Linked DNA regions of Homo sapiens: region 2 is linked to region 1. A link is a contact called in ENCODE Hi-C data. All regions are on one chromosome and are shown on one strand. Each heading gives the region's core, a stretch centred on a gene start or an enhancer-like site at or near the end of the contact. The rest is flanking DNA. Distances are from core to core; before and after follow the strand shown. Region 1 holds the start of SMYD2 (SET and MYND domain containing 2). Region 2 holds the start of LYPLAL1 (lysophospholipase like 1).

What was found. Hi-C counts contacts between places; a loop is a spot of excess contacts on that map. Pooled maps may share reads with other maps.
Region 2: a map of CD8-positive, alpha-beta T cell shows a loop between it and region 1 (10-fold over the local background). The contact joins the promoter of LYPLAL1 here to the promoter of SMYD2 in region 1. A Hi-C loop is called at or near these places in 1 of 168 maps with a recorded cell type or tissue (CD8-positive, alpha-beta T cell), 1 of 37 single-sample maps with no recorded cell type and 9 of 50 pooled maps.

What each region holds. Positions count from the first base shown.
Region 1 is chr1:214,279,740-214,282,745 of GRCh38, reverse strand. SMYD2 (SET and MYND domain containing 2) reads right to left here and starts at 1,587. Exons shown (of 12, transcript NM_020197.3): 1 at 1,319-1,587. The coding sequence starts at 1,491. LOC124904509 (a long non-coding RNA gene) reads left to right here and starts at 1,710. Exons shown (of 2, transcript XR_007066876.1): 1 at 1,710-3,006. RefSeq lists silencers at 1,168-1,327, 1,358-1,477, 1,498-1,787 and an enhancer at 2,067-2,632.
Region 2 is chr1:219,172,440-219,175,445 of GRCh38, reverse strand. It overlaps LYPLAL1 (lysophospholipase like 1), which reads right to left and starts at 1,568. Exons shown (of 5, transcript NM_138794.5): 1 at 1,465-1,568. The coding sequence starts at 1,555. It overlaps LYPLAL1-DT (LYPLAL1 divergent transcript), which reads left to right and starts at 1,658. Exons shown (of 5, transcript NR_038845.1): 1 at 1,658-1,976. RefSeq lists enhancers at 1,278-1,607, 1,688-1,737.

The DNA of each region.
Region 1 (3,006 bases), core at 338-2,837:
ACGGCATGATTCCGTGTCTAGTTCCTTTCCAGGTCCCCCCAAGCGGAAGACAGTTCTGGCAGGGAGTCTGGGCAAGATTACTACAATATTTAGCCTTTGTCCCTTCTTTTGCTACGTCTTATTGTAGAATGAGGCACACAGGTCTGAGAGATTGAGTATGCTGGACTTGAGACCTGTACTCAAAAGGTCCCTGCAGGACCGCAGGTCAGCTTAATCCAGCCCAGGAATCTCCATTTCAAAGATGAAGAAACTGAGGTTCAAAGAAAGCAAATCATGGTCTCTACTCAGAGTACTGGAAGGCCTGATATAAACTTAACCCCAATGCCATGCCTCCTGCCTTAGTAAATTTACTGAGCACCTAACCAGTGAGAAATAGGCAGAAGTGAATAAGGCCAGATTTCACTCCCTTCACTACTGGTGTGAATGGATAAAGGTAACTCCACTTTCTCTCTGGGCTTTAGTTTTCTCATCCATTAAGTGAAAGACAAGACTGAATTGGTGATTTCTAATGTGCCTTTAAGCTCTGAAACTCTCATAAGAGTTGAGGATATAATTATGTGTTGGTGTGTGCAAATGTATATGCATCATATATACAAACACAGACACATATATACATATGGTATCTTACAATTAAATACCATTAGCAACCACACATCTTGCCCAATCCCTTCCTGCGACCATGTTTTCCTAATCCCAAACCGAAACTGGACACTGCAACTCATCGTCGCAGCACCTCAGAATCCAGGGGGTGTGGTCAGTGCCCACTGGCGTCCCTCCAAACACCCATGTAAGCGTACTTTAACATGTAAGCGTACTTTACAAGACATATACTAAGTCATTAAATTCCTTGGAAGAAACGGCCAATCTGAGGCAGGGCTGGACTGTGGGTAACAGAACACACCGCAGGAAGCATAAGTTAAAGGTGACAGCCCGTGGCTGCCCAAATTTGGGGCTCCGCTGCCAATGCACCGGGAGGGCAGTGAGTGCCCAGGCTTGGAACAAGCCTGGCTCGGAGCCCACATTTGAGGGCAGGAACCTGCACGCCCGGGTTTGCGCATCCAGCGTGAGCAACTCTGAAAACGTGCAGTGCAGGGCGTGCAGCGGGGCACCGGTCCTGTTTCCTCTCGCACGTGGCGCCTGGCGTGGGGCTGCAGCGCGGGGCCGCAGCGCGGGGCCTCCTCCCCTCCCCGCCCCCCACCCCGCCCCAAGGGCCGGCGCTAGGACCCCGCGAGCCGCACGCACTTCCTGGCGCCGCCGTCCAAGCCTCCCGCTCGGCGCCCCCGGCTCCCGCCCGCCGCCGCCGCCGCCGCCGCCCTACCTGGTGAAGCAGTACTCGCAGTGGTTGCCCCGCTCGTTGACCGTGAGCACGTAGGCATAGGCCGGGCAGGAGAACAGCAAGTCCCCCACCTGGAAGGGCTGCAGAGCCCGCAGCCCCCGGCCTTTGCCCGGGCTGCAGAAGCGCTCCAGGCCGCCGAGGCCCTCGGCCCTCATGGTGGCGGCGGGGCGCGGCCGCCGGCTGTGCCCGAGCTGCGGCTCCCGGCGAGCTGTTATTGGAGACGCGTCACCTAGAGCTGCGGGGGGCGGGGTGGGAGCCGCCCGGCGGACGCGGCGGCGGCTCCCCGCTCCCCGGAAGGGAGGGCGGCCCCGCCCGGGCCTCGCGCGCCCCCGCGGGGAGGGGGACGGGCCCGGCGGCCCCGCCTAGCGCCGCGACCCTCGGCGGCCGCCCCGCGCGCGCTCCGGGCCGTTTCCGGTGTGGCCGCGACAAAGAGCCGCAGCCCCTGTGGCTTCTGCGAGGAGGCGTGAGGCGTGTGCGCCTCCGCGGCGTCTCCACGGAGCGAGCGGGACGCGCCCTCCTCCTCGGTGGGAGGGAGGGGGGTCACCTGCGGGGACCAGGTATCCGAGGGCCACCCCTAGACAGTCAGCCTGGCCCGAAGGATGACCAGCCCCCGGTAAATAGAAGGGGGCGAAGCCAGCTCCGAAACCTTACGTTCGCTGTCCCTTGTAAAGACCCTAGAGGCAGTGATCGGGGAACGCCAAGGAGAAAGCGGCAGAGGGGAAACCACAGTAGAGAAGTTTGGTGTGCAGAGGGTTGAAGTGTGCTTTTCCAAGGTTAGAGGTTTTTAAACCTTGTGGCTTTAATGGGAACGTAGTTTGCCCTCTGCTCCTCTAGTGGAATTACATGGACGGAAGAGGAAATGCATTGGCCGGCCCAGCTCACCGAGTCTCTGAGGCATGCTGCGAACGTTGCAGAGGAAGCCAGAGAGAACCTTGCCTTCAAGGAATTTAGGCTGTTGGGGGATAATGCGATGCTGTGGCCAGTGTCCAGGACACTGCGCTAGAGTTTGCAGTAGTTTTAATATGCTTGACCACCCACGAACTGTGATCTTAGAAAAGTCACTTGGGTTAGGAGTCAAAGGATTTAAAGCCCACAAAGCCTGAAACGTAAATCCTATACACATGCACGCTATTACTTTTCATATGAGAAAGGAAAATATAATCCGTGTTCCACATGATTATGTAAAGACTGGAATTGATGTACATGCAGTAAAGACTAAAATTGTGACGAGATCATTTAGCAGAAACCACTACTTCAAAATAGGACCTCAAACAGTTACCTGTGTAAGTTCAGGACTGGTTGAGCAAAGGGAAAGGATTAATATGATTGGAGATGTAAAATCAGTGGAATTTTTGGCATTTCAGTAAAATGTCTTTATCAGCTGGGTGTGGTGGCTCAGCCCTGTAATCCCAACACTGTGGGAGGCCAAGGTGGGAGGATCATTTGAGCCCAGGAATTGGAGAGTTGGAGACCAGCTTGGGCAACATAAAGACCCCGTCTCTATGGGAAATTAACCACCTCTCAAGTGGTGCTGAGGTGGGAGGATAGCTTGAGCCTGGGAAGTCAAGGTTGCAGTGAGCTGTGGTGACTCCATTATACTCCAGCCTGGGTGACAGAGCAGGACCTTGTCTCAAAAGAAAACAAAAAAGCCCTTATTAGTGGCAAACTAA
Region 2 (3,006 bases), core at 319-2,818, 4.9 Mb before region 1:
GGGTACAGTGTTGGGGAATTTCTGGGTACTTATAAATGAACACTCTTGGAGCCCTAAATAGTACTACCAGTCTCCTAGTTATTAAGTACCGCTGTCATCTTACACACGTCACCTTCTAAATATATGCCGTCTTTCCCTTTAAACACTATTGGACCTCTTCTTCCCTATCTCCAAAACAATATATCCTAGTTCAAACTTTTTCACCTTACCCCACCAAAGCCCTGAGTTTGAGGTCGGAGAGCTTTGGGTTCTAATCCCAAATCCGCCACTACTCACAGTAACAGCTAAGAGACCTTGGCCAAGCTGCTGAACCTGTCTGGCCTCATTTTCAAAATAAAGAGAATACCTCCCACAATTGCCCTTTTCCAGGTCTCTGCCCAGTACCTTTCCAATTCCCTTCCAATCACCGTCCCATTTAAGCCTACCCGTCTCGGCTCAAAGACCACTTTCTTCGAAAAGTCTGACAAGCTTTTCATCTTCCAAATGCCTTAATAATGCCTAACCACATTTTTTTCTCTTACAATTCACTTGGCAGGAAACCATGCACCGTCTTGTGATCTTCCATGCACTGCTGACTCAAACTAATTGGATTGTTTTTGTTTTTAACTTTAGGTAGGCCCCCTGAGGACACCGGCTGCATCTCATTTCTTTAAAAAACATTTCCTGAGAGCTTACCCTGGGCCAAGCACTGGGGGTGCAAAGGTTGACACAAGGGCCCTTACTCTCATAATCCAGTGGGAAGTTCACAATCCAGTGGGGAAGACAGACAAAAGTGATTACAGATGAGTGTTAAGTAACGATACAGCATTAAGCACACGTTACTAAGGGCAGGTAGTGGAAGATGCCTGTCCCTGGGGGTCCTGCCCCTGTAGTCTATCTTGGAAGTTTAATGACACAGGCGGGAAAGGGAAAGGAAGGAAAGAGAAGCAGCAAAAAGGAAAGTGAGAGAAAGCACTCCAGCCATGGCACAGTGGCTTACAGAAAAGAGATAATCTGTAAACAGTATCTAAGTTAACTGTGAATCTCAATTGTCTACATTAGTATGGGAGCCTGGAAAAAGCAATGGGCAATTACGACTGAAAAATCACTAGTAGCTGATAATGAAAAACACTAAATAATTTCCCTCTAGCAGAAGACTTACCTTACTAACTTGCTCTGTTTAAACTTGGGGCGAGGAATGGGGAGGTGTGTTGTGGGGATGGAGGGCTGGCTGAGCGGCGGGACACAAGGCCCCAAAGCGAGGGTGGTGGACCAGTGACCGCCCGATAGAAAGAGGAAGACTAACGGGGGAGGCTGGGGGCAGGTGGCGCTGCCCGTGCATCTACAGCCGGGGCTGGCGACGGGGGAGCCACCCACTGGGCCCTATTTGGGCCCGGCGACACCTCCACTTGGGCAATACTGGGGTAACCGAGGGGAGGATGTTTCCCGAGCTGTAGAAAACCAGGACGTAAAATTGAAATCCACCTGAGCCATGCAGGAAGATCAGAGAGGCGCTATGCCTCCCTGCCGGCGACACGATACAGCGCTGCAGAACCGACCCCGACGCAGCCGCCATCGCTGATGCCACTGCCAGTCATGCGGTTCCGCCCCTGCGTTGCCGCGCGGGGCCGCGCACGCAAATACGCAGGCACGCGCGGGAGCACGCCCGGGAGCGCGCATGCGCAGCGCTGCTGGCCCGCTCTCTGAGGAGCTTTCAATACTTTGGGGTCAAGTTTGAGGCAGTTGTAACTGTACTGAGTTTAGTTTTGCTAATAATGGTATTCTACGTGTGTCAGCCTCGTGTGGACTTCTGTAATGACTAATGGATATGTTTATATCCTGAGCATTTGCTGTAGGAATTTTAAATGCAATCCCAAAACTCAAGATTACCTTATTTGGAGAAATATTCGTGTTACTATGTTTAAAATTTAATAGAACCATATTTTACCTTTCACTTTGGGACTCGCACAGGATGTTTGCAGCTCTTGATATACAGGGTAAGCGAAGCATATAATAATAAGTTCTCTTCGTGTCTCTTATTTTTAATAAATAGTTTACAAAGCAAATCTAATTTAATGAGATTCTGCTTTATATACCCATTAGAATGGCTCTTATCAAAAAAACAGAAAATAAGTATTAGTAAAGATGTGTAGAAATTAGAAACCTTGTGCATAGCTGATCAGAATGTAAAATGATGTTGCGGCAATAGAAATAATTTGGTGGCTCCTCAACAAGTTAAACATTGACTTAGCATAGGTACTAGCAGTTCCACTTCTAGGTATATACCCAAAAGAGATGAAAGCAGGGACTCAAACAAATACTTGTACTTCAGTGTTCTGTAGCAGCATTATTCACAAGTACCAAAAAGTGGAAACAACTCAAATGTTCATCTACAGATGGAGAGATAAACCAAATGTGCTATGTACATATTGGAATGGAATATTATTCAGCCTGTAAAAAGAATGTGATTCGGATACATGCTACAACATGGATGAACCTTGAAAACATTATGCCGAGTGAAGCCAGACACAAAAGGACAAATAATTGTATGATTCCACTTACATGAGATATCTAGAATTGGCAAATGCATAGGGACAGAAAGTGAAATTAGAGGTTACCAGGGACTAAGGGAAGAGGGAGTTGGGAGGTTGTTGTTTAATGAGTACAAGAGTTTCTGCTTAGATAGTGAAACATTTTTAAAAATGGACAGTGATGATGGTTGTACAACAGTGTTAATAACTGCCAGTGAACTATACACCTAGTAAATTTTATGTGTATTTTACCATAATTTTAAAAATACTAAGAAATGGAATTATTTCCTGTATAAAGTCCAAAACATAGGTATCTTTTAATACTGAAGGCAGTGGCCCCAGCAGGTTGCTCTTGCCTCATGTAAAATTCAACAAAATAACCCAGTAAAAGCTTAAGTACCATTAAACACTGGCCTTCCATTCATTGTAGTCTGCATTACATTTTAGCAATTACAACTTACCTTTTATTTGTTCCAGGTAATCACCCTACTTACAG